Linked DNA regions of Homo sapiens: region 1 is linked to region 2. A link is an interaction called in ENCODE POLR2A ChIA-PET data of the cell type or tissue named here. Cell type or tissue: K562. All regions are shown on one strand. Each heading gives the region's core, and the rest is flanking DNA. Links, peaks and the distances in the headings are about the cores only. Region 1 holds the start of LOC124904688 (a long non-coding RNA gene). Region 2 holds the start of LOC124904690 (a long non-coding RNA gene).

Region 1 (15,637 bases), core at 3,609-11,608, 380 kb before region 2:
AATTTATCCGCCAATTTCAGCAGAACAATCTCTGCCTCCTCTTTCTAGTAATCAGTTCATAAAACTTCAGAACTTGGGAGTTTGAGGAACTAGGCTAGTTTGGATACAATACCTGTCCTTCTACAGGGATGATGACTGTGGACCTCCTGGAGTCAGTAGGGATTCCTCTGGCTAGAGCAGTAGATGTCTTTCAATGGCAACGTGAATCAACAGCCATGCCTGTATACACACTCTTCTTATGAAATAAGGAAGGCTGGACACTGTGGCTCATACCCATAGTGCCAGCACTTTGGGAGGCCGAGGAGGGAGGATGGCTTGAGCCCAGAAGTCTGAGACCAGCCCAGGCGACATGGTGAAACCCCACCTCTACAAAAAAATACAAAAATTCACCGGGCATGGTGGCATGAACCTGTAGTCCCAGCTACCTGGGAGGCTGAGGTGGGAGGATCGCTTCAGCCTGAGAGGTTGAGGCTGCAGTGAGCCAAGATCACGCCATTGTACTCCAGCCTGGTCAACAGAGCAAGACCATGACTCAAAAAATAGTAATAAAATAAAAGAAAGAAAGCAACTTCTGTTATGAAAAAATATCCTGCTAATGCACAAATGCTTTATCCCTCTATTATTATAGCTGCCCACTGGGGAACACTAGCAGCGCTTCTCCATGGACGCTCTCTGGGGTGCCCAGTTTCCCATCCATTTTGCCCTTTTGACCCTGTTTCCTTGCAATGACTAGGCCGTACAGTTTCTAGGCAGCCCCAGTTCCCTCAAAAGGGCAAGCAAGGTAATTTTCCAGCAAAGGAGGCCCCTCCTGACTTTGCAAGGGCCATGTAGGGAGCTGAGATCCTCGGGTGTCCTTTTCAGAATCTCTCCTCTGATTCATTGTCATCCCAGAACAGATTAGCTCTGCAAACAAACACCAAATTATTAAAATTGGACACTGCTCTGCCTCTGACATGGGAAACGGTTACAGATAGCTTTGTATAGAATGACTTCTATGACAGAGCAACAAGATGTACAACTCCAAGGCTATTAAAAACAAAGCAAGATGAAAAGCAAAACCAGAAGGGCTGCTCACCCAAAAACTTTCACGGGAACAGCAAAGAAGTCAAGGGATTATTCATGAGAAAAAGACCACAAATAGAGAAACACTCAATGGCTTAAAGTGTGAGCCTTGGAGACTTGCAATGAGCTCATTCATCACTCACTTACTTTTGTACAAAGGGCCGAGCGCTGTCCTAAGTGCTGGATCCCCCACAACTGAGAACAACCAACAAGATCCTAACTCCTCTGACATTTAAATACCTGTAGGGGGCCAGGCGCCATGGCTCACGCCTATAAACCCAGCACTTTCTTGAGTCCAGGAGTTTAAGAGCAGCCTGGGCAATATGGAGAAACCCTGTATCTACCAAAAGTACAAAAAAAAAATTGCCAGATGTAATAGCATCCACCTGTAGTCCCAGCTACTCGGGAGGCTGGGGTGAGAGGATCACTTGAGCCTGGGAGGTAGAGGTTGTTGTGAAACAAGATCAAGCCACTGCACTCCAGCCTGAGTGACAAAGTGAGACCCTGTCTCAAAAAAAAAAAATCAGTAAGAGGAGACCAACAATTAAGTTGTAAACATATCATAAACAAGATGACTTCAGGTTGGACATGGTGGTCACACCTGTAATCCCAACACTTTGGGAGGCCAAGGCAGGAGGATCACTTGAGACCAGTAGTTCGAGACCAGCCTGGGCAACATAGTAAGACCCTGTCTCTACAAAAAATAATTTTTAAAAATTAGTTTTTAAAAAAGATAACTTCAGAAAGTTGTAAATTCTATTAAGAGAACACAACAGAATAGAGTGATTGAGAGATATTGGCAGGGTCACAGACGCCACTCCTATACCCTGGGTGTTTAGGAAAAGCCTCTCAGGATGTGACATTCAAGTGGGGTGCAGAGAAGCAAAAAAACTCAGGCTAACTCCTGGAGGATTTTGGCTTGAGCAACTCCAGTGAAAATGAATTATCAGTGTGTCAGGATGAATGATAAACCCTTTCCATTATTCTTGGGAGGGACACAAAGTATTCTTTTTGTTTTGTCGGGAGTTTAGGAGCCAACTCGTTAGAAATGTAAGCGGTGGCAACATTCCACTCTGCAACCTGAGAAATACTTGAGCTCTTCTTTGCATATGATGATTTTTAACCTATTTCTTCAGAAAAACAAACTCCAAGCAGAGGTTCGAAACAAATGCTGGCATAAGTGTCAACATCCACTTTGTGAAGGCTCAAAGGCAGGCCCTTTCTCTGCCAGAAATGTGTTTCTCATCTGCAAAGGGCAGGAGAGGCCTTAACCCAACTGTCTGGTTGATGATCCAGACTTCAAACTTAACCCAGTGGGTCTTGGAGCCAACTTAATAGAGAATGGAGTGTCTTTGTTGAAAACTCTAGTGTGTTTTGTGGAGGGGAGTGTGCAAAAGCCAGCTGAATGTGCAAGGGAGGGATGAGATTATAGAAGAGGCAAAATATCAAGGAAGAGAAACTGCAAACAGATTCGTGAGACTCGATTGGCTGCGTAGCAGCAAGTATCATTTCTGTGATTCCTGTAAAGGAATCACACGACGACTTCCAAGTGCATCTGCTTGCTGTGTGGATGGCCTCTAATGAGACACAGTTTCTAGCCAATTGGGTTTCACACCGCTCAGTGCCAGCTTGGCGATTTGTTTTGCATTAAACACTGCAGCCTGTTAACCTGGTGAGTAACTGTTCTGGATGGGCAGCCAGAATCCCTCACTGAACTGCCCTTTTTTCTTAAAAGAAAAAGAAAATGATGATGGTGGGGGTGGTGATGATGATGATGAAAATGCGATCAATCAGGTTACCATCTTAAAACTTGAATTCATTGAGTTAAAATGACCCAGATAATGGGCCTTTTAAAAATATTTTCGGCCGGGCGCGGTGGCTCACGCCTGTAATCCCAGCACTTTGGGAGGCCAAGGCGGGCGGATCACGAGGTCAGGAGATCGAGACCATCCTGGCTAACACGGTGAAACCCCGTCTCTACTAAAAATACAAAAAAATTAGCCGGGCGAGGTGGCGGGCGCCTGTAGTCCCAGCTACTCGGGAGGCTGAGGCAGGAGAATGGCGTGAACCCCAGGGGGCGGAGGCTGCAGTGAGCCGAGATTGCGCCACTGCACTCCAGCGTGGGCGACAGCGAGACTCCATCTCAAAAAAAAAAAAAAAAAAAAAAAAAAAAAAAAAAAAAAAATATTTTCTGGGCCAGGCACGGTGGCTCATGCCTGTAATCCCAGCACTTTGGGAGGCCGAGGCAGGTGGATCACTTGAGGTCAGGAGTTTGAGACCAGCCTGGCCAACATGGTGAAACCCTGTCTCTACTAAAAATACAAAAAATTAGACGGGTATGGTGGCAGGTGTCTGTAGTGTCAGCTACTCGGGAGGTGGAGGCAGGAGAATTGCTTGAACTCGAGAGGTAGAAGCTACAGTGAGCCGAAATTGTGCCACTGCATTCCAGCCTGGGCAACAGAGCAAGGATCCATCTCAAAAAAAAAATTCTGGAACATTCCAGGGTAGTGCTCAATCCTCAATCCATTTTTCAGCCTTTCTGTGCCCTCTGCTCTTGCTGGGAGAACTAGGCCTCTCCGTTTCTTTCATTTCAGTCTCAAGATAATTTAGAGTTCTGGAGTGCGCAACACACTTGGGAATTCGACCTGGAGGTGACTGAGCTGGGGCCTGGGGGCAGTGGAGGGGAGCAGTATAGGAACAAAGACATCAGACTTCATAAATCTCAACTGTAAATGTAAAAGTCCTCCTGTGTCTGACACCACCAGAATTGTAGGATTTTTCTTCTTTAGGTGACAAAAATGAACGGTCCCCAGCAGAAGCAGTCTGTCCATGGTCTCTTTCTCATTGGTCCAAATAAACTTAAAACCTTGTGCTAGGCCAAGAGTCTGGATCCCAAAGCACACTCACCAAGGCTCCATTTGAGCCCCCCATTTACCCTGAAAATACTGTGGTCACCCTCCCCGCATTCCTCCTACCTCTTTCCACAGCAGAAGGGAGGGGGTGTGTCAGCTGTGATACCATCAGCCACCAATGTGTGTCACCGCTCCTTCCACAATGGGACGCTTGCTGGGAAAAACAGCTCATTCTCAAGCCTCCTTCCCTCGAGGTCAGGGCAGGGCAATGGTGGGGATCAGTCTCTGCAGAAGAAGAATCTTGATTTTCTGGATTTCAGCTGCAACTTCTGCTTCAACAAGAACTATGTAGAGCCCATCAGAACTATTAGGCTGCTGAAATGAGTTGATGAAAGCTATGCCCCATCCACATGTGAAACTTACAGGGTGATAATAAAAGGTTTCCGTGGCAATGACAACAAATGTTTTGTTTCTTTGTTTGTTGCTTGTTTTTCTAGGCACTTCCACCAGGGGATGCAATGAATGTTTTTGACCTACAATGAAAAAAAAAAGTCTTCTTAGCTTGCAGAAGTCAGGAAAGATTGTGTGCACATGCATATGTGTTTGTAGGTGTTTGCATAGTGTACATTAAGTGTGAGGTGTGTGTGTGTGTGTCACTTTCAAAGTACCAGAAGCCAAATCATCTGTTGATTTTCTGACAAGGTACATGGTCCTTTTCAACTACCAAAAATAGAAAGATGACCATAAGCAGATGAATATTGTCAGAAAGCACACACCAGACAGCCCTGAGCATTTGATTCAGCTGACATTGGCAACTGTTCACAGTGAGTTTCTGCTCCCATCGTGGTCAAGACAATCCTCCAAGCACTGTGGCCCCTAAGGCCAAGCCCAGAAGTTGCAGGGCTCATTGGTTTGACACCAATATGTGCTGATTAAGAAGCTGCACCCTGGAGAACCACAAATTGTTTTAAGCATTTTGTGATCTAACATCTTTTTTTTTTGAGACAGGGTCTCACTCTGTCGCCCAGGCTGGAGTGCAGTGCTGTGATCATGACTCACTGCAGCCTCGATTCCCCTGGGTTCAAGCATTCCCTCCTACCTCATCCTCCCAAGTAGCTGGGAATACAGGCATGCACCGCCATGCCCAGTTATGTTTTTGGTTTGGGGTGGCTTTTTGGTTTTTCATTTTGTTTTTGTGGAGACAGGGTCTTGCTATGTTGCCCAGGCTGGTCTTAAACTTCTGGGCTGAAGCAATCCTCCAGCTTTGGCCTCTCAAAGTGCAGGGATTACAGGCATCAGCCACCACACCTCGCCTGTGATCTAACATCTTAAGATTTCAAGCAAATATGATTACTTTCCAAAAGAGAATACTTCCCCAGTGCTTCTCTCAAAGAACCCAGGGTTAGCAAGCCATTTGAGACTTGTTTGGTGAAGTGTTTGTGAGATGATTCCATAACATATAAAAGAAACTTAATCAAGGCAATATGAGGCTTTGTGAAAATTAACAGACAAATAACGGGGGCTCTAGAGTTCAATGCAGAGGACTGGGCTGTGGCCAGACTCCCAATTGCAAGAGGGTGACACACATCAGTACACAAAGAAGCAACCAGCAGGCAGGTCACGTCTGAAATACATAAACCCATGCTGTCCGTAATGCAATTCAAAGAACTTGTCGTGCTAGACCATTTTACATAAATATTTTCCAACATATTCAATCAGCCCCCTCAAATTGACACTGTCACCAACATCAAATCAATACTTCTTGGGAGGGAGGAATAAGTATCTTATCTAATAATCAACTTATTTGAGATCTGCAATGCTGGCTGCTATTACCGAAAGACATTTCTCAATTATTTACATTTAACTATACATTACTTTGATTTTTGTCTCAGCTGCATTCAGATAAAATGTGAGCTTCTAATTTAATTTTTGTCTGGATTTCCTGTGACATATCTATTTATGCCAATTTCCCAGGAGGAAATGGACATCAGTAATAAAGATAGTTATAGAAAACACTTACAAAGCACTTTTAGCATGCCAGACTCTGGTCTCAAGCCACCATCAGGATTGTCCACTTCAATCTTCAGGCAAGTCTATGAGGAGGCCACAGATTGATATCCCCATTTTATGGATGATGAACTGGAGCTGAGATTAAGTGTCTTATCCCTGAGATTTGACCCCGGCAGTCTGACTCTAGAGCCCTGCTACTGGCAGGACATGGTGATTCCCACTTGAAATCTCCGCACTTTGGGAGGCCAAGGCAGGAGGATCACTTGAGCCCAGGAGTTCAAGACCAGCCTAGGCAGCAATGCACGACCCTGTCTCTACAAAAAATTAAAAAGTTATCTGGGCATGGTGGTGCGTGCCTGTAGTCCCAGCTACTTGAGGGGCCAAGGATGGAGGATAACTTGAGCCTGGGAGTTAAAGACTGCAGTAAGTTTTTATTTATTTATTTATTTATTTATTTATTTTTACTTATTTATTTATTTTGAGACAGAGTCTCACTCTGCTGCCCAGGCTGGAGTGCAGTGGCACGATCTCAGCTCACTGCAACCTCTGCTTCCCAGATTCAAGTGATCCTCATGCCTCAGCCTCCCAAGTAGCTGGGATTACAGGCGTGCACCACCATGCCTGGCTAATTTTTGTATTTTTAGTAGAGATGGAGATTCACCATGTTGGCCAGGCTGGTCTTGAACTCCTGGTCTCAAGTTATCCACCCACCTTGGCCTCCCAAAGTGTTGGGATTACAGGCATGAGTTACCACACCCAGCCCTGCAGTGAGCTTTGATCATACCAGTGGGCAACAGAGTGAGACCCTGTCACTAAAATAAATAAAATAAAATAAAAATAGATCCCTGCTTCTAACCACTGCACAGTCCCACTTCACAGTAGCATGAGTAATTCCAAGCAGAGATTTCCATACCATTTTCTGCTCTGAGTCAGCAGATAATAAGAGGGTCATGATGTTAACACCAGAATGGACCTAAGTGATGACCCCATCCCTGAAGAAGGTCAAAGCCACTTCCGTCTGCTGTTCTGCTCTGCCGTTTGATTTCCTTCTAAGATGTTTGCCCTTCTCTAGGAGTTTTGTACAAGACTTGCAGCCTCTGTCTATTGCATTCTTTAGACAAACGGTGTTTTCTGAGTTGGACTAGAAGCTAAAGAAAGGAACATGTGGATGCAGTGTGGCACACGGATGAAGCCTGCCTGCATCAAAACCCCAGCTCATCCTCTATTAACGATGCCTTCCAGTGGAAGGATAAAGTCACCGTACCTCAGCGTCTTCATCTGTATAATGGGGATGATCATAATTCCTCTGCAATGTGGGGTTAGGAAGAGGAGGACAAGAAACCACACATGTTGGCCAGGCACTGTGGCTCATGCCAGTAATCCCAGCACTTTGGAAGGCTGAGGCAGGCTGAGGTCAGGAATTCGAAACCAGCATGGCCAACATGGCAAAACACTGTCTCCATTAAAAATACAAAAAAAATTAGCTGGGCGTGGTGGTGCACATCTGTAGTCCCAGCTACTTGGGAGGCTGAGGCAGGGGAATCACTTGAACCCGGGAGGCGGAGGTTGCAGTGAGCCAAGACCATGCCACTGTACTCCAGCCTGGGCAACAGAATGAGACTCTGTCTGAAAAGAAAAGAAAAGGAAAGAAAAGAAAAGAAAAGAAAAGAAAAGAAACCACACCACACATGTAAAGAGCTCACCATGCTCCTGGCACAGAGTAACTGCTTAGTTCTTGGTTATGGGTCACAGTCACCCCGGAGACTCTCCCTGCACCACACCCTGCACAGCACCTGCTCTGGGACTTTGTTATACACTCTCTTTCTCTGCTGTTCTGTGACTCACTCACTGGCCTGGGTTGTGCCTCATTCATCTCAGGAGCCCCAGCCCCAACACAGTTCCCAGCCCGTAGCTGGCACTCGTGAATGTCTGCTGATTGAGTGAGTGACTGCATATATGCACTCGCTGCAACCCCAGCTCACTGCGCAGACGAGGCGGCAAGTTCAGAGGGACCAAGCCTCTAACTGGGGCCATGGAACTGGATGGTGGCACAGTTAAAGGGCGACTGAAGCTGCTTGACTTCCAGTCCAATGTCTGCACACCACAGCACCTTAACTTCTTGCTCAGTCACCCAGGCTGGAGTGCAGTGGCACGATCCTAGCTCACTGCAGCCTCAACCTCCTGGGCTCAAGTGATCCTCTCACCTCAGCCTCCCAAGTAGCTGGGACCACAGGCAGGCTAATTTTATTTTTTTTATAGAGATAGGGTCACCTTATGTTGCCCAGGCTGGTCTCACACTCCTGGGCTCAAAGAGATCATCCCACCTCGGCCTCTCAAAGCGCTGGGTTTATAGGCACGAGCCACTGCTCCTGGCCTGCAATTTTCTTTAAAATGTTTTTTTGTTTTGTTTTGTGTTTTGTTTTGTTTTGTTTTGTTTTTTCTTGAGACAGAGTCTCGCTCTGTCACCCAGGATGGAGTGCAGTGGCGTGATCTCAGCTCACTGCAGCCTCTGCCTCCTGGGTTCAAGTGATTCTCCTGCCTCAGCCTCCCCAGTAGCTGGGATTACATGTGCCCGCCACCATGCCTGGCTAATTTTTGTATTTTTAGCAGAGACGGGGTTTTGCCATGTTGGCCAGGTTGATTTCGAACTCCTGACCTCAGGTGATCCACCTGCCTCAGCCCCCCCAAAGCACTGGGATTACAGGCGTGAGCCACCACACCCAGCCTAAAATGATTTTATCACAGACTAAGATCAAACGGATAACCAGAGCATCATTAATATCAAACTAGGGATACGTTCACAATCTATTTTTCCTACTTTCCATAATTTACATGTCAGCAATCCATCACAAAATGAAAAAAAAGTTACAAAAATACGGACCTAAACATTTTTAGTGTCTTGCATTTTAACTAATTACACAGTAATACTATGATAATCTAATTGCAATTGACAAGATAAAAATGCACAGTAATCATGTATTGCACCTGATATAGGCAATATTACATGACCTAATATCCTGCCTTTTACGTGCCTATTTCATTCCTTGGAAGCTCCCTGGTAATAAATATGCTATTAAGCAGGGCTTTTTTAATTTGCATGTTTCCCTTATAGTGATTCATCAATAAATTTTTCTGATTTCCTTCATAAATAAGTTTCATTATTCCTCATTATTTAAAAAAACAACCACTTTCTCCTGTCCTGAAAGGATGTCATATATTAGATGACCTTCCTATATAAAATCACAAATGAGAGAAGACCAGACAACCTGCAAGAAAATAAGTAATCAGACAATCGGGCATTAAATACAGCTGGGCAGACAGTAGGCATTATGGTATAGTCTGCAAAAAAGGCCAGAGGCAGTGGCTCACACCTGTAATCCCAGCACTCTAGGAGGCTGGGGTGGGTGGATCACTTGAGGTCAGGAGCTCAAGACCAACCTCCCCAACATGGTGAAACCCTGTCTCTACTAAAAATATAAAAATTAGCCGGGCATGGTGGCGGGCGCCTGTAGTCCCAGCTACTTGGAAGGCTGAGGCACGAGAATCGTTTGAGCTGGAGAGGTGGAGGTTGCAGTGAGTGAAGATCACACCTCTGCACTCCAACCTGGGCAATAGAGTGAGACACCATCTTAAAAAAAAAAAAGAGTCTGCAAAAAAAAAATTTTACAAAGCAAAAATCAAAAGAGAATTTAGTTTTACTACAGCATGAGTTAAGTCTCAGCTTTTGCACAATTTATCCATGATTTCTTCATTTTGTTGTTTTAAGCATGCTTTTAAGACATACTGGATAACTAGTAAAAATTGTATACAATTTCAAATGACATTTCAGATAAGTTTTATTGACTTAATGCTCTGATAATAAAATTATAACAATCAGTATTATTCTGATTTATTGCAATTTTTACTTTCATTTTGTAATGGACTTGGTGCATTCCAGCATTGAATGTAATGTTGCTGCCATCTCAAGGTCACTCACTGAAAATGAGGTGGCTCACTCCAGTTTAGTGCACTAAAGCACATCAGTAACCGAGGGCTTTATGGATGAAAATACCACTTTGTGGTCACGTCGCAGTAAATCTAAACTTTTATTTGCAATGAAACAATGGGTTTTATACACAATTTTAAATGAAAACATACTCCAGTCATGCTACTATGGCAATGTGAGTACCGGATCTGTGAGAGAAAAGGCTTTTATATCGCAGTCCAGGGGAAGAAATGTCAGTGCATGAAATTGAAGAACCATCTGTGCCACTGGCATATTGACACAGCGTCATCCAGATACAGTGGTTTCTTTAGAAAGAGACATCGTCCTTGAGTTTATTTTTCGTTCGTAAAGCACGCTTGGCTATTTTCCCTCCCTCTTCAATCTTTCCCAGTTGGTGACCTCCACCACCCTGACACTCTTCCGTCTGGATTTATCAAAACTACCCTTAACATGAATAAACAGTTCACGGAAAAGGAAATGCCAATGAGCCGATTCAAGGAGATACATGTTTTGCCTAACAGATTGTCAAAGATCAACTTTCGATCACACTGGTTTGGCAAGGTAGTGCTGTAAATTAAAAAAGAGGAATATGTGGTGATAGTTTCCAAATTTTAAAATGCATATACCTTCTGACCAGCAATCTCATCTCTAAAAATGTATCTGTCAGATCTATACATACGTGTGCACACAGAGATGTATGTACAAGGAAATTTATCACAGCAAAAGACTGGAAACAAACTAAATGTCCATCAACAGAAGAGATGTAAATTATGGTCAATCCATAAAACGGAACACTGTACAGCCTTTGAAATCAACAAGGCAGCTCTGTATGTACCGATATGGCACAATTTCTGAGATCATACAGTTAAGTAAAAAAAAAAAAAAAAAAAAGCAACTGCAAAACATTGTGTATAGTGTGCTTAGGGTGTACGTATTTGCATAGAATCTCTGTGGAAAACACAATCAGCCACTAACAATGGTTCTTTTGTAGGAAGAACTAGGGGACTGGTAACAGGGTGGGAGAGACTTACAATTCATTATAAACTCATTTTGTTTTGAATTGTATACCGTATATAAGTATTAACTACTTGAAATGTACACATAAAAATAAGACACTTCCAAAACTGCTTTGGATTGTAATTCAAATAAAAAGTCAATATTTACGAAGAAAAGACTGGCCAGGCTCAATGGCTCACATTTGTAATCCCAGCCTGTTGGGAGGCTGTGGCAGGAGGATCACTTGAACCCAAGAGTTCAAGATCAACTTTGTTTTGGACAACAAAGTGAGACCCGTCTCTACAAAAAAATATAAAAATCAGCTGAGCTGGTGGTGCACACCCGTAGTCCTAGCTACTCAGGAGGCTGAGGCAGGAGGATCGCTTCGGCCCAGGAGGTCGAGGCTGCAGTGAGCTATGATTGCACCACTGTACTCCAGCCTGGGTGACAGAGCAAGATCCTGTCTGAAAAAAAAAAAAAGAAAGAGAGAAAGAAAGAAAGAAAAAATAAAGAAGGGAGGGAGGGAGTAGGGGAGGGAGGGAAAGAAGTCACAGAGGAGAGGACAGAAGTAGAAGGATACAAGAAGGGCGGGTGGGGGCTGCCACTGGGGGACAGGGGCTTGCTTCCCTTCACCGTCCTTCCCGCATCCCCCCTTGACCATTTCTCTGTTCTAATCCAGCCTGGATTCACATTTCTTTTTCATTTTTTTTTCTTTTTTTTTTTTTTTTTTTTTTTGAGACAGACTCTCACCCTGTCACCCAGGCTGGAGTGTAGTGGCACAATTTCAGCTCACTGCAACCTCTGCCTCCCAGGTTTCAAGCAATTCTCTTGCCTCAGCCTCCTGAGTAGCTGGGATTACAGGCATGTGCCACCACGCCCAGCTAATTTTTGTATTTTTAGTAGAGATGGGGTTTTTCCATGTTGGCCTCACTGAGGCTGGTCTTAAACTCCTGACCTCAGGTGACCCACCTGCCTCAACCTCCCAAAGTGCTGGGATTACAAGCGTGAGCCACCGTACCTGGCCTGAATTTGCATTTCTTCCTTAATCTCCTCACATCTTCCATTCTCCTCTCACTTCCCATTTATTCTCCTCTGCATTTCCATTCACTCTCCTAGTGGTCAATTCTCATTTCAATTTCTCTGGTTTCTCATGTTCTGCCTGTCTCTGAGGATTCTCCCCAGCCCCCTCCATGAGGAGGACCAGAGCCAGCCCTTCTGTGCTCGTGCCAGTGTACAACCGGGCTTGCCAGGTACACACTGCGTGCACCCGGGACGCCCAAATAGTGTGAACAAGCCGCGTTGCGGTTAACAGCCCCATCTGTCATCTGCCCTCTTCTGGAACTCAAAGTGTTCAGCAGAGAGTTGTCTGTGTATCTTCTTCTCTAAGTCCAGATACCACAGTGATGAACAATATATCTGCCCCTTGACCAGCACTGGCCAACATGTAGAAGAAATGCATCCAGGATGGGGTCTAAAAATCTGGAGATATTTCACGCATTTGGGGTGGGTCTCAGATAGGGACCCAGGAACACCCAGTACTAGCTGAATGTCTGTACTGAATACGTCAGCAGAGGTGGTAAGAGAACTCCACACACAGAGGAGAAAACGGAGCTGAAGGAAGGAGGTGAGTGCCTCCAACTGTTCCGCATCATGCGTTTACTGCATTTAACTTGCTTTCCCTTTTTCCTCTTTTATTAAAGCAAATCTCCTGCTATGTTTATAACTCCTTTCAACGGTACGTCAACGGTGAAGCCAAAATTCTATTTAACATTGCTCAATAATTCAAATTCCATCAAACATCCATCAAAATACTTTTATAAGCCGCTGATATGAAGCATTTCGAAAAGGTGCACATTTCATCTCTCCAAACCCACACAGGAACTGGTTGGTTTTCTTTTGATATTAATTTGAAATGCTACAGTCCAAAAGATTAGGATTCCTGCACCGACTTAGTGAGTTTTTCAACTTGATCCACCTTGAAAACAGACACATTGTTTTTATTCTATTTGATGGTTATTGCAAAAGTTACAAGCAAACCAATAAACAGTTTATGTCATCTTAAAGAGATGCCTTGGCTGGGCGTGGTGGCTCACGCCTGTAATCCCAGCACTTTGGGAGGCCAAGGCGGGCGGATCACGAGGTCAGGAGATCGAGACCATCCTGGCTAACATGGTGAAACCCTGTCTCTACTAAAAACACAAAAAATTAGCCGGGCGCGGTGGCGGGCGCCTGTATTCCCAGCTGCTCGGGAGGCTGAGGCAGGAGAATGGCGTGAACCCAGGAGGCGGAGCTTGCAGTGAGCCAAGATAGCACCACTGCCCTCCAGCCTGGGCGAAAGAGCGAGACTCCATCTCAAAAAAAAAAAAGAGATGCCTTGGCAGATTTCTGGCATATGGAAATCCTTCTCCATTTTTCTCACAGAGACCCTCCAAGAGAAGGTGAACATGGTAAGCCCTGCCACACCATGTTACAGAGATTCTCCAGAAAGGAAAATGGTGCAGAAACTGGGCACTTGGCAGGATGGTTGAGCCCAGGCCTCTGCTCCGTGAGCTCCCAGCTGCACCACCTCTCTGCTTTTCCCATCCCTGAGACCCTTCCAGCTCTAAAATTCTACGACATTACCTCTGAGATAAACAACAGAAGAAGAGCAGGACAGCAAAAATGGAGAGCAATGAAAAGTATGGCCAGGCACGGTGGCTCACACCTGCAATCCCAGCACATTGGGAGGTGGAGGCAGGAGGATCGCTTGAGCCCAGGAGTTCAAGACCAGCCTGGTCAACATAGTGAGCTCCTGTCTCTACTAGAATATTTTTTAAATAGGCAGGCATGGTGGTACCTGCCAACAGTCCCAGCCACCTGGGAGGCTGAGGCAGGAGGATCACTTGGGCCCAGGAGTTTGAGACCAGCCTGGGCAACATAGTGAGATCTATATCTCTACAAAAAAAATTAAAAATTAGCCAGGCTTGGTGGCACATGCCTGTAATCCCAGCTACTCAGGATGCTGAGGCAGGAGGATCACTTCAGCCCAGCAGCCGGAAGCTGCAATGAGATATGATCATGCCACTGGACTCTAGCCGGGACAAAGCAAGACCCCAACTCTGAAAAAAGAGAATAAGAGTATACAATGCATGCGGGACTTAAAATCTAGATGATGGGTTGATAAGTGCAACAAACCACCATGGCACATGTATACCCATGTAACAAACCAGCACATTCTGCACACGTATCCCGGAACTTAAAGTAAAATAAATAAAAAATAAAAAATGTTTTTAAAAAAGGAACTGTGTTAGAATAAAAGACACTTGAGAGACTGAAAAACTATAGAAAAAAAAAAAAAGAAAGAAAAGCTTAAATCAAGCCTGAGTCCCAATCAGAGACAGGAAATGGACTTCCATTGTCTTCCCATTTTTTTGGGATTTTACACAGACACGAATTAAGAGAGACTATTTTTCTTTTGCCTCCAGATCCCTTCTTCCACCTTCTGTGTAATCATCTGCAATCATCTCAAGCATATAAATAGACACTTTTAAAAGCACCCCCACCTCAGGAGGTGTCCAAACTGGGTTTTGAAATGGCACCCTGGAAATCCAAGATCTCCTGAAGATGCAAGGCATGACATAAAATGAGGACGCAGTGGGCAGATGTGATCTCTGAGTAATGGCTGGGGCTTCAGGAAGCTGACCCCTGAACCAAACAAGCAAGCATGGTGGCTGCAGAATTATGGCCCATGAAAGAGCCAAAGGGTGGGATTAAGAGACAGATGGACTCCCGGCTGGGTGCCATGGCTCACGCCTGTAATCCCAACACTTTAGGAGGCTGCGGTGGGAGGCTCCCTTGAGCTCAGGAGTTCAAGACCAGCCTGGACAACATAGTGAGAGACCCCATCTCTACAAAAAAATAAAAATAAAAATTATCTGGGCATGGTGGCACATTCCTATAGTCCTAGCTACTCTGGATGCTGAGGCAAGAGAATCACTTCAGCCCAGGAATTCAAGACTACATTGAGCCATAATTGCCCCACTGCACTCCAGCCTGGACAACAGAGCAAGACCCTGTTCCAAGCTGGGTTTTGAGATGACACTCTAGAAATCCAAGAAAAAATTTTTTTTTTTTTTTTTGTAGAGAGATGGACTCCTAAAGACAGTACTTGGGAGTGGAGAAGGAATTATCTACAAGGGAAGAATTAAAGAGAATGAATGCATGGTAGGGCACTGACCTCATCAACCAAGGAATCTGAGATGAGGCCTGCCATGAACAACACTGGTGACCACCAATCTGATATGGGGTCTCCCTGTTGACTCTATCCCAGCATTGTACAGAAGTGGATTGGACAGAATTACTGCAACCACCGGCGTTACAGGGTTTCGAAGACTTTTATTCTGCATTTAAGAGATTTACAGGAAATCTCCAGGCAGTTAAGCTGCGGGGCTGAGCGTGCCTCTCAGCTGGCTGGAAGCCAATCATTTGGAGGGTCGTTCTAATTCCTGGGATATGCAGTCATACAGTCAGGAAGCAGCCCTGACCCCGCTAAGGTCAGTGTCGTGGCCAACTACCCTGAGCTCAATTTAGAGACATAACTATGGCAACAACTGTGCCCAATCGGTTATTAGAGGAGATTTATTGACGGATATGCTTGAATAGCAGAGCCATTAATTGCAATTACCAGACAAGACACTTTGTTCATCTCGGGGAACTGAATGCCAAAATGCCCTAACAACTTTAAAATCGCATT
Region 2 (15,637 bases), core at 4,513-12,512:
GCCTGGCCTCCTGGCGCGACCGCGTGCGCCAGGACCCGCGCCACTTCCTGCGGCTGTGCGCCCACCTCGACTGCACACCCGACATCTGGGCGCTGCACAACTGGAGCGCCTGGCTCACCCCTTTCTTGCGGGGCACCACTCGCCGCTTTGACACGGCCTTCTTCCTGTGCTGCCTGCGCGAGCCGCCGCCCGTCTACCCCGACTTGGCGGAGGTGGTGGGCTACCAGGTAAGGCCTGCTCAGGGCCTTGCTGCGGACCGCCAGGACGTGAGAGGGAGGACCCCTCCCAGCGGCCCAGGCCCCCAAGGGACCCCCGCATAGGCCAAGCCCAGAGAGATTAAGCAGCAAGGAACGCTTAGACGGGCTGGAAACTCTCACCCCTGTAGACCAAAGCCATGCTCTTGGTGAAGTGCTCTCTGCTTTCCTAGGCTTTGGGGTCTCAAGGCCTGGAGCCTGTCTCTCCACGTGGTTCCTCCAGCGTGGCCACTGTGTAAGCACTTGTACATGTGTAGACATAGTACATCTCCACAGCCGTTTAATTTGGTTTTCTTGGAGAACAGACTTAATATGATCCAGTCTTCCTATTTTTATTTATTTTTGGTACAGATGGGGGTCTTGTCTCTCTGTGTTGCACACCCAGGCTCGTCTCCAGCTCCTGGTGTGTCCAGAATTGGTTCCTTCCAGTGGGTTCTTGGTCTCGCTGACTTTAAGAATAAAGCCGCGGACCCTCGAAGTGAGTGTTACAGTTCTTAAAGATGGTGTGTCCAGTTTCTTCCTTCAGATGTTCAGATGTGTCTGGAGTTTCTTCCTTCTGGTAGGTTCGTGGTCTCGCTGACTTCAGGATTGAAGCCGCAGACCTTCGCAGTGAGTGTTACAGCTCTTAAAGGTGGTGCGTCAGGAGTTGTTTGTTCCTCTTGGTGGGTTTGTGGTCTCGCTGGCTTCAGGAGCGAAGCTGCAGACATTTGTGGTCAGTGTTACAGCTTATAAAGGTAGTGCGGACCCAAGGAGTGAGCAGCAGCAAGATTTATTGCAAAGAGCAAAAGAACAAACCTCCCACAGCGGAAGGGGATCAGAGCAGGTTGGGTGCTGGTGGCTGGGTGGCCAGCTTTTATTCCCTTATTTGGCCCTGCCCATGTCCTGCTGATTGGTCCATTTTGCAGAGTGCTGATTGGTCCATTTTTACAGAGTGCGGATTGGTGCGTTTACAAATCTTTAGCTAGACAGAGCACTGATTGGTGCGTTTTTACATAGTACTGATTGGTGCATTTACAAACCTTTAGCTAGACACAGAGCACTGATTGGTGCGTTTTTACAGAGTGCTGATTGGTGCATTTACAAATCTTTAGCTAGACAGAAAAGTTCTCCAAGTCCCCACTGGACCCAGGAAGTCCAGGGGCTTCACCTCTCAATCCCGCCTCTAAACAGGGCACCCCATCTGCTGTTGGGAATTGGGCAATGACTGCTCTAGCTACTTCCTGCTGGACAGGGGCAAAGAAGGGGCCCTGCAGTTGTAGTGTCCTCCAGAGGGGAACTCTCTAGGCCAGTGAAAGGGCCAGTGGGTCGGTCCAGGGGTCCTCGGTAGAAGTTGTTAGTTGAGCTCATTTGGGTTTCCGTTTGTAAGACCATCTGTAGTTTGATGGCCTTGATTCTAGAGGAAACAAATTTGACAAGGAGGTTAAAAATACAGGGCCCGAAGGCGAGTAATAGTAAAACGGCTGTCACAGGATGTAGAAAGGGGAGAAGCCATGTTGCCCAACTCCAGAGGTTGGTATAAGAGTTTGAAAGGCGTTGTCTGATTTCAGAAACCTTTTCCTGTAAATGCCGGGCGGCATCTTGCACTATCCCTGACTTGTTAGTGTAAAAACAACACTCTTCCCCTAAGGTGCAAAGTCCTCCTTTCTCAGCAGTGAGGAGGTCTAGGCCTCGGGGGTTTTGGAGAGTCACTGCTGCCAGAGTCTATTTGGGATTGTAGTTACTATCCTTACTGAATAGATTTTGTTATTTCTTGCAAACTGTCTGAGAAATACTTTGAGAGTGTGTGGTAGTAAGATAATGAAGTAGATAAACTGGCTATTCCGGTTCCTGTAGCAGTGGCCATTTCTAGCCCTATAAGTAGGGGTATCAGTTGTATGGCCCTGTGCTGATGGACTTGAGCTTTGAGGGGCACTGATAGGGTCTGATGTCCATAAGATTAGAAGTTAGGATAATATGTGTTACACTGTTAACTTTTAGCAAACTTTACTTTTGTTGAAAACCTTAAGTTTGGGATTTCAATTATTCTTTGCTATTAATAAGACCTCGTTCAGTCCATATTCACTTAAAATTGGTATAGATGGCTCCTTCCTGATTCTGTAAGTACTTTAAGGTTTGGCTGAGTGCAAACAGCTTGCACATTTGAGCAGACCAATTATTAGGCAATTTTCCTAACTCTGCTTCTGTAAGAGTTTCCTTATCACGTACTGAGTACCCATTGTGTCTTTTTCCTTAATCGCCCAGGAGGAAACATCTATCATCCTGTCCTGAAGGGGGTTCCTCCTATGTCTGGTCAGACCTTCAGATTTAGATCCCCTGTTAGGAACCTGCTGGGTTAAGGATTTTTGATAGGAAGGCTACAGGTTGTCAGTGGCCTCAGTGCTTTTGGGCTATGCCCTTGTTTACACTGACAACAAGGTGGTATTGGAGTGTTACAGGGTTACAGAGAAGACCTTCAATTATCAATTGTAGGTTTTATTTTTCATTTTTATTTTTTTGGAGATGGAGTCTTGCCCTGTCACCCAGGCTGGAGTGCAGTGGCATGATCTAGGCTCACCGCAACCTCTGCTTCCCGGGTTCAAGCAATTCTCCTGCCTCAGCCTCTGGAGTAGCTGGAATTACAGGCGCCCGCCACCACACCTGGCTAATTTTTGTATTTTTAGTAGAGACGGGGTTTCACCATGTTGGCCAAGTTGGTCTCAAACTCCTGACCTCATGATCTGCCCGCCTTGGCCTCCCAAAGTGCTGGGATTACAGGCATGAATTATATATTTTAAATTTACCCTGGCTTTTAAAGGAATAGGGTGCACTGTTTTTTCTTTACTACTTCTATCTCTTTCTCTCTGACTCCTTTGTCTCTTCCTCTCTTTCCTTCTGTCTTTGACTTTGCCTCTTTCTCTCTGCTGGTCTTTCCCTGCCTCTGCCAGCCGCTTATGCTGCCGTTCTCCCTTCTCCTTCCCCTTTTTGATGGCTTCGGCAGTGTAAGACTGCCACCTCCTTGGGTTTTTGCATTGAGTGCAATAACTCCATGATTTCCTTGTGGTATTTAATGGGGGTTCCCCCAGAGGTTAGGAACGCTCTTTCTTTACATATTGCAGCATGGGCATGTAGGATTAGATAAGCATACTTGCTATCTGTATACACGTTTTTTCTTTTTTCCTTTCCCAGTTCTAAGGCTCGGGTAAGTGCCACTAGTTCTGCTAACTGGGTGCTGGTCCCTGGGGGAAGAGGTTTACTTTCAAGTACGGTTACATCACTAACTGTGGCATAACCTGCCCTTCGTATCCCATTTTCCACAAATGAACTTCCATCGGTATATAGGTTAAGGTCAGGATTAGCTAACGGGACTTCTAAGAGATCCTTTCAGGCGGCATAAGTCTGGACTACTACCTGTTGGCAGCCATGCTTGACCCGCTCCCTATCCTCTGGGAGAAAAGTGGCAGGGCTGAGGGCCACACATGTATGCACTTGAAGCACTGGTCACTCAAGGAGTAGTGCCTGGTATCTAAGCAGGTGGTTTTCTGATAGCCATAAACTTCCTTTGGCACCTAGTTTGCCATTTACATCATGAGTAGTCCAGACAGTGAGATCCTTTCCTTGTATTATTTTGATAGCCTCTGACACTAAGACAGCCACTGCCACAACTACCCCTAAACAGTTAGTCTAGCCTTTTGCTACTGTATCAGTTTCCTTAGGTATGCCACTGGTTGTGGAGTTGTCCCATGAGTCTGAGTAAGGACCCCAAGAGCTATTCCTGCTCTCTCTGTGACGTTTAAAGAAAAGTTTCGTCCTGTGGGAAGGCTTAAGGCTAGAGCTTGAGTTTGTTCCTTCCAATGCCCAGACTTCAGGGTTGATTCCCTCCCCAAGCAGGGGACAACAAATGGGTAACTTGTTCCCCATATTCATGTAGATAATAGCTCCAGCTTTGGCTAATATATCCCTCCCTAATAAGGGTGTGGGACTTTCAGGCATAACAAGAAAGGCATGTGAAAGGAGCAAAGTCTCCCAATTACAACTGAGGAGGTGGGAGAAATACCTGGTTACAGCCTGTCCCAGGATTCCTCGGATGGTAACAGACCTTGAGGACAGCTCCAAGACAGGAAATTAACACTGAGAAAGCCACGCCAGTGTCCAGGAGGAAGTCAATTTCCTGGCCCTCAATGGTTATACATACCCAGGACTCAGTGAGAGTGATGACATGAGCTGGTGCTTTCCCTGGGCACCCTCAGTCTTGTTGCATCATCTGGTTGGTGGCTTCTGTCCCAGAGAACCTTTGTCCTCTGGGGCAGTGTGTCTTCCAGTGATTGCCTCGGCATAGTGGACATGGGCGAGGGGGCAGCTTGTTTCTCATAGGACAATCTTTTTTTTAAAAAGTGTCCTTGTAAACCACACTGATAACAAGCCCTACCAGGTGATTGGCCTGCTCCATTCTCTGTCCCCTCTGAACCACCAAGGTTTGTTTGTCTGAGGGCCATGACTAAGTCTGCGGCCTTTCTATTATCTCACTTTTACTTTTGGGCCTGTCCATCTTGGTCCCTATTATAGAACACTGAGGTTGCCAGGTTTAATAATGCTTCCAGAGTTTGTTCAGGGCCCAGGGCTCGCTTTTGGAGCTTTCTCCTGATATCCACAGATGATTGGGTAATAAACTTGTCTTTTAGGATCAATTGACCCTCAAGTGAGTCGGGTGACAGGGGAGTGTATTTTCTTAAGGCCTCCCGTAGCTGCTCGTGGAAGGCAGAAGCATTTTCTTCCTTTCCCTGAGTTATGGTGGACATCATTGAATAATTCATGGGCTTTTTCCTAATACTCCTTAGTCCTTCTAGAACACAAGTCAGCAGATGTTTACGACTCCAGTCCCCATGATCTGAGTCGAGGTCCCAGTGGGGATCCATACTGACTTACTGACATACGGCTTGCTGACTAGTAAGGAATTTGTCCCTTTCTTCAACTGTCATTCTATCATTTACTGGACTAAGATACCAGGTATCTCCAAACTCTTGGGCTGCAGCTAAAGCCACATTCTTTTCATTAAAGGCCAGGGTTTGATCTAACACTAGCATGACATCTCTCCAAGTGAGATAGAAGGTTTGCCCTCGACCCTGTAGGACATCTGTATACCTATCAAGATCATCTGAAAGCTTCCCAAGGTCTGCCTTGATCTGCTTAAAATCAGAGAGGGAGAAGGGAACATGTACCTAGGTTGGGCCAAATTCCGCTCCCCCTACAGCTTGAAGGGGACATAACCGATAGCCCGGGAAGGGGGCGTTTGTGATCCTTTGGAGATTTCTTTGCTTATTTCCTTCTGGGCAGCGGACATTAGAGGAGGATTATCATTAATAGGAAGGGGAGCTATAGGGAGGCTAGGATATGGAGGTAAGCTGAGAGGTCCTCCTGTGGGATGTAAATTGCAAGCTTTGCATACTTGGGTATTCTCCTTCAATGAAAAGAAAACTTAGACATAAGGTATTTCACTCCATTTGCCTTCCCTCTTACAGAAAAGGTCAGGCTGCAGGATAGTACTGTAGTTTATACTTCCCTCAGGTGGCCATTTTTCCCCATCAGAGAGAGAAATTGGGGCCAGGCTGTAGTATAGAAAAAAATGAGCCACCTCTTTTTCAGGGTTTGTGGGTCAAATTGGTCCCAGTGGCTTAGGATGCATTTCAAGGGTGAGCCTGTTGATGCCTGAGTGTTTCCCATCTGAAAGACAAAACCGCCTGTGGTTTTGGTTTGTTTGTTTCTCCCCCTGCCCAAGAACCTGCAACGGTCCCTGGACCCTGCTGATCGGAATAGTTGTGCTCACCAATGCAGCAGCAGAAACACCTCTTGCCCAAGAACCTGCAACAGTCCCCGGACCCTGCTGATTGGAGTAGTTGTGCTCACCAACGCAGCAGCAGAAACAACCCCTGCCCAAGAACCCGCAACAGTCCCTGGACCCTGCTGATCAGAATGGTTGTGCTCACTGACACAGCAGCAGAAACACTAGTTCTCCTAGACCACAAGGAGGAATGAGGAAGGTCAGATTTCGTGGCCCTTACCAACACATTCTCGAAAACCTGCGCCCTTTCCTGTCCTCCTAGACCTCAAAGAGGACTGAGAAAAATCAGATTTAGTGGCCCTTACTGATGCATTCTTGGAAAACTGTTGGAGTCCTAAGCATTCTCCTGTTAGTATTGGGACCTTACCCATGTCCTATAAAGATGTTATGCCCCCAAAATGAAGTGGAGGGCCATACCCTGAGGGAGGGAAGGGATCTCCAGAGTTGGAAGAGTGAAGCCTTTTATCCCCAGTTATATGAATAGGAAGGATACAATTTCTGAGGCTCCCGATATCCTAGTTTCAGGAATAGCTTTTGTTAGGCCTGCTTTTCTGAGGAGGGATTCTAAAATTCCAGATAATCCCCCCTACGATGGGGCTTTGAGCAAAAACTGTGTCTTTCTGATTGGTGAGCCCGGGTGTCTAAAGAAGGTAACAGAGTCCTGAAGTTTATCCTAGAAATCATTCTTACAGGAGAAACTAGAAAAGCACCAGAGATGGAGTGGTTTTTAGAAGTGGGACTAGCCTCAAAGAAAGGCGAGAGGAAGTTTGTCTGACAGGCATTAGGACCCAGGAGGCAAGGGTCAGGATAGATAGGATAGATGGGTGAGTCTCGCCTGTGCGACGTGACTTTCAGAGTTCCATTCATGGCTGCAGGGTCAACCAACTTGTTGTCGGGACCCCGGAGCTGAATGGCTTTCCTCGCTGTCGACCCTCGGCTCAGCCCAGAAGTACAGGAAAAGCAGAAGCTGGTTCCAGGCAAACCAACGCTCCCCACTCCGAAGAGTCGGGGGTTGTTAGCCCTTTCCCAGAAAGCCTGACACCCGTGTCTTTAGTTCAGCAGCCACACTAGTCGCTTTTAACTGGCCAACATGTCCCCATATTTAGCTCTCAAATTCTAAGGAAAAATAGGACAGAATAGCAAGCGAAAGGGGTCCAAAGGCACTCACCGCTTAGTGATAGGTAATAGTCCCTTCGTGGTCACCAAAATGTGTCCAGAATTGGTTCCTTCTGGTGGGTTCTTGGTTTCGCTGACTTCAAGAATGAAGCTGCAGACCCTTGCGGTGAGTGTTACAGTTCTTAAAGATGGTGTGTCTGGAGTTTGTTCCTTCAGATATTCAGATGTGTCCGGAGTTTCTTTCGTTGGGTTCGTGGTCTCACTGACTTTAGGAGTGAAGCCACAGACCTTTGCAGTGAGTGTTACAGCTCTTAAAGGTGGCATGTCTGGAGTTGTTTGTTCCTCCTGGTGCGTTCCTGGTCTCGCTGGCTTGGAGTGAAGCTGCAGACCTTCGCGGTGAGTGTTACAGCTCATAAAGGTAGTGTAAACCCAAAGAGTGAGCAGCAGCAAGATTTATTGCGAAGAGCAAAAGAACAGAGCTTCCACAGCATGGAAAGGGACCCGAGCGGGTTGCTGCTGCTGGCTTGGGTGGCCAGCTTTTATTCCCTTATTTGGCCCTGCCCACATCCTGCTGATTGGTCCATTTTACAGAGCGCTGATTGGTCCATTTTACAGAGTGCTGAGTGGTCCATTTTACACAGTGCTGATTGGTCCGTTTTTACAGAGTGCTAATTGGTGTATTTACAAACCTTTAGCTAGACACAGAGTGCTGATTGGTGCGTTTTTACAGAGTACTGATTGGTGCGTTTACAAACCTTGAGCTAGACACAGAGTGCTGATTGGTGCATTTTTACAGAGTGCTGATTGGTGCATTTACAAACCTTTAGCTAGACAGAAAAGTTCTCCAAGTCCCCACTCGACCCAGGAAGTCCAGCTGGCTTCACCTCTCACTGGGCTGAAGTGATTCTCGTCTCAGCTTCCCGGGTAGCTGGGCCCACAGGCACCTGCAACCACGCTTGGCTAATTGTTTTATTTTTTGTAGAGACCGGATCTCACTATGTTGCTCAGGGAGGTCTTGAACTCCTGGCCTCAAGCGACCGTCCAGCTTCAGCCTCCCAAAGTCTTGGGGATTATTGGCATAAGCTACTGTGCCTGGCCAGTTTCAGTCTTTTAAAATTTATTGGCCAGTACAGTGACTGATACCTATAATCTCAGCATTTTGGGAGAAGAAGGCCAGAGGATCAATTGAGCTCAAGAACTCAAGACCTGCCTGGACTGTAACATACTAAGACCTCATATCTAGAAAAAATTTTAAAACTTAGCTGGGCATGGTGGTACATGCCTGTGGTTCCTGTTACTGAGGAAGCTGAGGTGAGAGGATCCCTTGAGCCTGGGAGGTTGAGGCTGCAGTGAGCTATGATCACACCACTGCACTTCAGCCTGGACAACAGAGTCAGGCCCTTTCTCAAAAAAAAAAAAAAATTATTGAGACTTGTTTTATGGCCATGAATATGTTCTATCTTGGTGAATGTTCCCTTTGCACCTAAGAAGAATATGTATTCTGCTATTTGTTGGTATTTTGGTAAAAATGTAAAATTAGGTTGAGTTGTTCATAGCATCTTGCAGGTTTTTTTTTTTTTTTTTTTTTTTTGAAACAGAGTCTTGCTCTGTCACCCAGGCTGGAATGCAGTGGTCTGATCTTGGCTCACTGAAACCTCTGCCTCCCAGGTTCAAGCGATTCTCCTTCCTCAGTCTCCCAAGCAGCTGGGATTACGGGCGCCTGCCACCATGCCTAGCTAATTTTTGTATTTTTAGTAGGGACGGGTTTCACTGGGTTGGTCAGGCCAACTCCTGACCTCAGGTGATCCACCTGTCTGGGCCTCCCAAAGTGCTGGGATTACAGGCGTGAGCCACTGTGCCTGGCCAGTCTTGCAAGTCTTCTATATCATTTCCTTGTTTCATCAGGTGCTGAGAGAGGAATGTGGAAATCTTCAACTAATAATTGTGGAGTTGTCTTTTTCACCTTTTAGTTCTATCAGATTTGGCTTCATGTATTTTGAAGCTCCCATGTAAGGTACTGACTGTATCTACATTTAGGACTTTTAAAAGTTCATGGATTAACTCTTTGATGATTATGAAATATCCTTCTTTATTCCTGGTTATAATCTTTATTCTGAAATCTGAAGTTTACTCTGTTTGATATTAATATAGCCCCTCTGACTTTCTTTTGATTCATGTTAGTATATTTTTCTATCCTTTTAAACTATCTGTGTCTTTATTATTTAAAGTGTGTTTCTGGCTGGGTGCAGTGGCTTACACCTATAATCCCAACACTTTGGGAGGCCAAGGAGGGCTGATCACCTGAGTTCAGGAGTTTGAGACCAGCCCAGCAACATAGCGAAACCCCATCTATATTAAAAATACAAAAATTATCCAGGTGTGCGGGGGTCTGTCCTGCAGACCCTGACCCAATGATGGATGAATAACGTGCACTGATACAGATACTCTGCTTTGCCAGTCTGACTGAGCATCAGGGCTACTTACAGACTCCCAGGAGAGTGCTGTAAAAAGTTGCGACCTGGGCCTTGACCAGCCAGCCAGACTCATGTTTATTCAGTAAAGATTAATTGACAAAGGCTTGAGTCAACACCATTAGAGGGTAATTGACCTTGCAGACATCCCAGATAGAAAGCAATTAAGCACCTGCGGTAGATCCAAGGTTAGTCTTAGGACCACATGAGTAAACAAGCTAGTTAGATAAACTCCCCACATTCCTTTGTATCTACTTTAATTTATTTAATTAAAGGTAAGCGGACTAGGCTGCCTTCAGCCAGATCTGTTACCGAAGTTATGCAACTCTCAGGCCTTCCAAGAGGGTTTCTGGCTATTATAACTAAATTTTTTCCCACCAGCCTGACTGAACCCTCACACAGGTGGAGACAGGAGAATTGCTTGAACCCAGGAGGCAGCGGTAGCAGTGAGCCAAGATCATGCCACTGCACTCCAGCCTGGGTGACAGAGCGAGACTCCATCTCCAAAAAGAGAAAAAAAAGTGTGTTTCTTGCAGGCAGCATATAGTCTTGCTTTTTATCCAATATAAAAACTTTTGCTTTTTAGTTGGAGTGTTTATTTAAATTTGTTATTGTCAATAAGGTTAGATTCATATCTACCATCTTACTGCTCATTTTTTGTTCCCATCTATTTGTACTGTTTTTCTTATGACTGTTTTATTTCCATTATTAACTTATTAACTATGTCTCTTTGTAGTTGCTCTAAAATTTGCAATATACATTTTTCATTTCGTTTATAGAGTTAGAACCTTGCAGCAATATACTTATTTGTTCCCTCCTGTCCTTTATGCTATTGTTGTCATACATTTGACTTTTATTATAAACTCTACAATACACTGTGATTATTTTTGCTTTAGACCATCAATTTTTTTTTTTGAGACAGTGTTTCACTCTTGTTGCCCAGGTTAGAGTGCAGTGGCATGATCTTGGCTCACTGCAACCTCCACCTCCTGGGTTCAAGTGATTCTCCTGCCTCAGCTTCCCCAGTAGCTGGGATTGTAGGCATACGCCACCACGCCCAGCTGATTTTGTATTTTTAGGAGAAACGGGTTTTCTCCGTGTTGGTCAGGCTGCTGTCGAACTCCCAACCTCAGGTAATCCGCACACCTCGGCCTCCCAAAGTGCTGGGATTACAGGCATCAGCCACCACACCCAGCCTAGACCATCAGTCTTAATGAGAAAAAATGTCTTATGTTTACCTGCATATTTACTATTTTTTTATTGAGATGGAGTTTCATTCTTGTTCCCCAGGCTGCAGTGCAATGGTGCCATCTCAGCTCACCACAGCCTCTGCCTTCTGGGTTCAAGTGATTCTCCTGCCTCAGCCTCCCAGGTAGCTAGGATTACAGGCATGCACCCACCATGGCCAGCCAATTTTGTATTTTCAGTAGAGATGGGGTTTCTCCATGTTGGTCAGGCTGGTCTTGAACTCCTGACCTCAGGTGATCCACCTGCCTCAGCCTCCCAAAATGTTGAGATCACAGGTGTGGGCCACTGTGCCCAGCCTTTTTTTTTTTTTTTTTTTTTTTTTTTTTTTTGAGACGGAGTCTCACTCTGTCACCCAGGCTGGAGTGCAGTGGCATGATCTTGGCTCACTACAACCTCCGCCTCTCTGGTTCAAGTGATTCTCCTGCCTCAGCCTCCCGAGTAGCTGAGATTACAGGCACCCACCACCATGCCCAGCTACTTTTTGTACTTTTAGTAGAGATGAGTTTTCACCATGTTGGCCAGGCTGATCTCAAACTCCTGACCTCAGGTGATCCACCCAGCTGGGCCTCCCAAAGTGCTGGGATCACAGGCATGAGCCACCATGCCCAGCCACATATTTACTATTTTTAGCACTCTTTATTCCTTTGTGTAGCTCTAAATCTATCTCTGGTATCCTTCTGCCTAAAGAAGTTTCTCTAATATTTCTTGTAGTATAGATCCTGTGACAATGAATCCTCTAACTTTTGCTTGCTTGAAAATAACTATTTTGCCTTTGTTTTTGAAAGATACTTTGGCTAGGTATAAAATTCTAGGTTGATAGGTTTTTTTCCTTATGTACCTAAAAATATTGCTCCCTTATTTGCTAGTTTGCATAAATTTCTTAGGAGAGGTCTGTTACCACTCTTGCAGGTAACTTTTTTTTTTTTTTTAGACAGAGTCTTGCTCTGCCGCCCAGGCTGGAGTGCAATGGCACGATCTTGGCTCACTGCAACCTCTGCCTCCCAGATTCAAGCAATTCTCCTGCCTCAGCCTCCTGAGTAGCTGGGATTACAGGCGCATGCCACCATGCCCAGCTAAGTTTTGCATTTTTAGTAGAGACGGGGTTTCGCCATGTTGGTCAGGCTGGTCTCGAACTCCTGACCTTGTGATCCGCCTGCCTTGGCCTCCCAAAGTACTGGGATTACAGGCGTGAGCCACCATGCCCAGCCTCTTGCAGGTAATATTTTTTATTTCTTTCATCATGTTGATCTTTTCCTTTGTATCTTTACAGCATTGTTTTTAATGCCCTTTTCTGCTAACTTAATCCTTGCTATAATTTCTGGGTCTGTTTCTGTTGACTTATTTTTTTTCTAGTTTTGGATGACGTTTTCCCACTTCATCATGTCTTGCAATTTTTATTGAATGTTGGATATTGTGACTTTATGTTGTTGAGTGCTGAATCTTGTCACATTCCTTAAAGAGTATTGGACTTTGGGCCGGGCATGGTGGTTCACACCTATAATCCCAGCACTTTGGGAGGCCAAGGCGGGTAGATCACCTGAGGTCAGAAGTTCTAGACCAGCCTGGCCAACATGGTGAAACCCCGTCTCAAGTAAAAATACAAAAATTAGCTGGGCATGGTGGCAGGCACCTGTAATCCCAGCTACTTGGGGGGCCAAGGCAGAAGAATCGGTTGAACCTGGGAGGCAGAGATGCAGTGAGCCGAGATCACGCCATCGCACTCCAGCCTGGGGGACAAGAGCAAGACTTCATCTCAAAAAAAAAAAAAAAAAAAAAAGTATTGGAACTTGGCTGGGTGCAGTGACTCACGCCTGTAACTCCAGCACTTTGGGAGGCCAAGGTGGGTGGATCACGAGGTCAGCAGTTCAAGACCAGCCTTGCCAACATTGTGAAACCCCATTTCTACTAAAAATACCAAAAAAATTAGCCAGTCATGGTGGTGGGCGCCTATAGTTCTAGCTACTCTGGAGGCTGAAGCAGGAGAATCGCTTGAACCCAGGAGGCAGAGGTTGCAGTGAGATGAGATCACAGCACTGCACTCCAGCCTGGGTGACAGAGCGAGACTCTGTCTCAAAAAAAAAAAAGAAAAACAAAAAGAGAGTATTGGACATTTCCTAGCAAGCAGTTAAGTGATTGCAAATTACCTTAATTGTCTTGAGGTTTAATTTTAAATGATTTTAAGTGATTTTAGCATGGGCCTATAGTAGCCTTTATTCTAGAGCTAATTTAGCTGCACTTTTTTTTTTTTTTTGAGACATACTTTCACTCTGCCACCCAGGCTGGAGTGCAGTGGCGTGGTCTTGGCTCACTGCAACCTCCTCCTCCCTGGTTCAGGTGATTCTCATGCCTTAGCCTCCTGAGTAGCTGGGATTGCAGGCACATGCCACCATGCCTGGCTAATTTTTGTATTTTTAGTAGAGTCCGAGTTTCACCATGTTGGCCAGGTTGGTCTTGAACTCCTGACCTCAGGTGATCCACCCACCTCTGCCTCCCAAAGTGCTGGGATTACAGGCATGAGCCACTGCACCTGGTCATTAGCTGCACTTCTAAATGTATGACCCTCATAAGGTCTACTTGAGTGCTGCTTGTGTTCAACATGATCTCTCCACTGTGATTGGAAGGAATTCGAATAATCCTTGGCCCCAGGTGACCTCTGGGAGTTTAATCTTAAGGCTCTCAGGTAATTGTTCTTTCTTCAGAAATCATTCTCTCCTTATGTATACAATGGTGAATAAAGTAAAATACTAATAATAGGAAAAAAAAGAGGCATCATTCTTTCCTGGTCTCATGTGGTTTCACCTTATGCATACATAGATAAGTGTTGAGCAAAGATTCAAGTGCACCCTACACAGATTTCTAGAGCTCTACTCTGTAGGTCTTTCCTCTCAGGTACAGCTTTATCCCTGGTTTCTCTTTCCATGGTTTGAGTTACCCTCAGTCAACCAAGGTCTGAAAATATTAAGATATTTGGAGAGAGAGAGAGAGACCACATTCACCAACTTTTACTACACGAATTGTTATCATTGTTCTAGTTTATTATAAGTTATTGTTGGCTGAGCACGGTGGCTCATGCCTGTAATCCCAACCCCTTGGGGGCCGAGGCGGGCAGATTACCTGAGGTCGGGAGTTCGAGACCAGCCTGACCAACAGGAATAAACCCCGTCTCTACTAAAAATACAAAATTAGCCAGGTGTAGTGGCAAATGCCTGTAATCCCAGCTACTCGGGAGGCTGAGACAGGAAAATCGCTTGAACCCAGGAGGTGGAGTTTGCAGTGAGCAGAGATCACGCCATTGCACTCCAGCCTGGGTAACAAAAGCGAAACTCCATCTCAAAATGATAATAATAATAAGTTATTGTTAATATCTTACTGGGCCTAATTCATCAATTAAATTTTATCATAGGTGTGTATGTGTAGGAAGAGCATAGTTTGTATAAGGCTTAGCACTTCCTTGATTTCATGCGTCCACTAGGGATCTGGGAAAGTATTCCTCTTGCATAAGGGGAGACTACTGTATGCTGCTTCCCAAATTCTGCTGTATGGGCTTCCCAAAATTCAAGCTGTGTCTCAAGTCAGTGAAAATCCCAGGCTCTGATTAGTCTCTTGCTCCTTGGGTTGCAGTCTGGGAATTCCCTTTAAGCAGTAACCCTGGCCATGGTAGGACTCACCTCCCATTGTAGCCTCCCAGGTGGCTGTGATTACAGGCGTGAGCCACTGCACTCAGCAGGAAAGCATTGCATTTTGTACAATGCTTTACTAGTAAGAAGTAATCAGTAAGTGATAAGGTATTGTAACCTGTGGTCTGGACTCACCTGAACAGGTTGGATTAAGTGGGTTGATGCCTGCCATTTAACCCTTTGTCTTCGTTGTTATCACTGAACTCATACGGTTGCCTTGGAAATAACATAGAGAGATTGGGTGGTCCTTTGAGGCCCAGGGCTCTGTTTTTTAAATGCCATTTTGGCCACCTGCAGAATGATTAGGGGACTCACTGAACTCATAGATTGCTGGACACCATACCAGGGCCCTGGGAATGTGAAGGCTTCACAGACTTCTCAGTCAATGTTTAAGCATGTACGAGCTTGCAAACCTTTGACCTACAGTCATCTAAAGCAGAAATCAATTCCAAATCCCAGGGCTTGGGGGCGAGAATCAGTTTCTCCTAGGTGTATAAGTGGATATTTAGTAAACCAAGTAAAGAACAACCTTATGGCCAGGCGCGGTGGCTCACACCTGTAATCCCAGCACTTTGGGAGGCCGAGGTGGGTGGATCACGAGGTCAGGATTTCAAGACCAGCCTGGCCAAGATGGTGAAATGCCATCTCTACTAAAGATACAAAAATTAGGCCGGGCGCGGTGGCTCACGCCTGTAATCCCAGCACTTTGAGAGGCCGAGGCGGGTGGATCACAAAGTCAGGAGATCGAGACCATCCTGGTGAACACGGTGAAACCCCGTCTCTACTAAAAATACAAAAAATTAGCCGGGCGTGGTGGCAGGCACCTGTAGTCCCAGCTACTCGGGAGGCTGAGGCAGGAGAATGGCATGAACCCAGGAGGCAGAGCTTGCAGTGAGCTGAGATCACACCACTGCAGTCCAGCCTGGGAGACAGAGCAAGACTCCGTTTCAAAAAAAAAAAAAAGATACAAAAATTAGCCACGATGGTGGCGGGTGCCTGTAGTTCCAGCTACTTGGGAGGCTGAGGCAGAGAATTGCTTGAACCCGGGAAGTAGAG

The links. ChIA-PET counts read pairs that join two places held together with the same protein. Peaks named below come from ENCODE experiments on the same cell type or tissue, not always from the same donor. Only the 100,000 strongest peaks of a DNase experiment are listed, where the experiment ranks them.
Region 1: POLR2A ChIA-PET joins it to region 2 with 12 read pairs; 2 of 35 experiments call an interaction of 5 or more read pairs at or near these places.

Annotation. Positions count from the first base shown.
Region 1 is chr19:32,314,964-32,330,600 of GRCh38, forward strand. It overlaps LOC124904688 (a long non-coding RNA gene), which reads right to left and starts at 4,447. Exons shown (of 2, transcript XR_007067224.1): 1 at 4,038-4,447; 2 at 1-903. In K562, for the core only: CTCF peaks have their summits at 4,093 and 9,882; a DNase peak (open chromatin) is centred at 4,078; H3K27me3 peaks cover 2,777 bases.
Region 2 is chr19:32,692,448-32,708,084 of GRCh38, forward strand. It overlaps NUDT19 (nudix hydrolase 19), which reads left to right. Exons shown (of 3, transcript NM_001105570.2): 1 at 1-227. LOC124904690 (a long non-coding RNA gene) reads right to left here and starts at 7,700. Exons shown (of 2, transcript XR_007067226.1): 1 at 7,238-7,700; 2 at 518-1,647. RefSeq lists an enhancer at 6,711-7,910. In K562, for the core only: no CTCF peak of the experiment used is centred there; no DNase peak of the experiment used is centred there.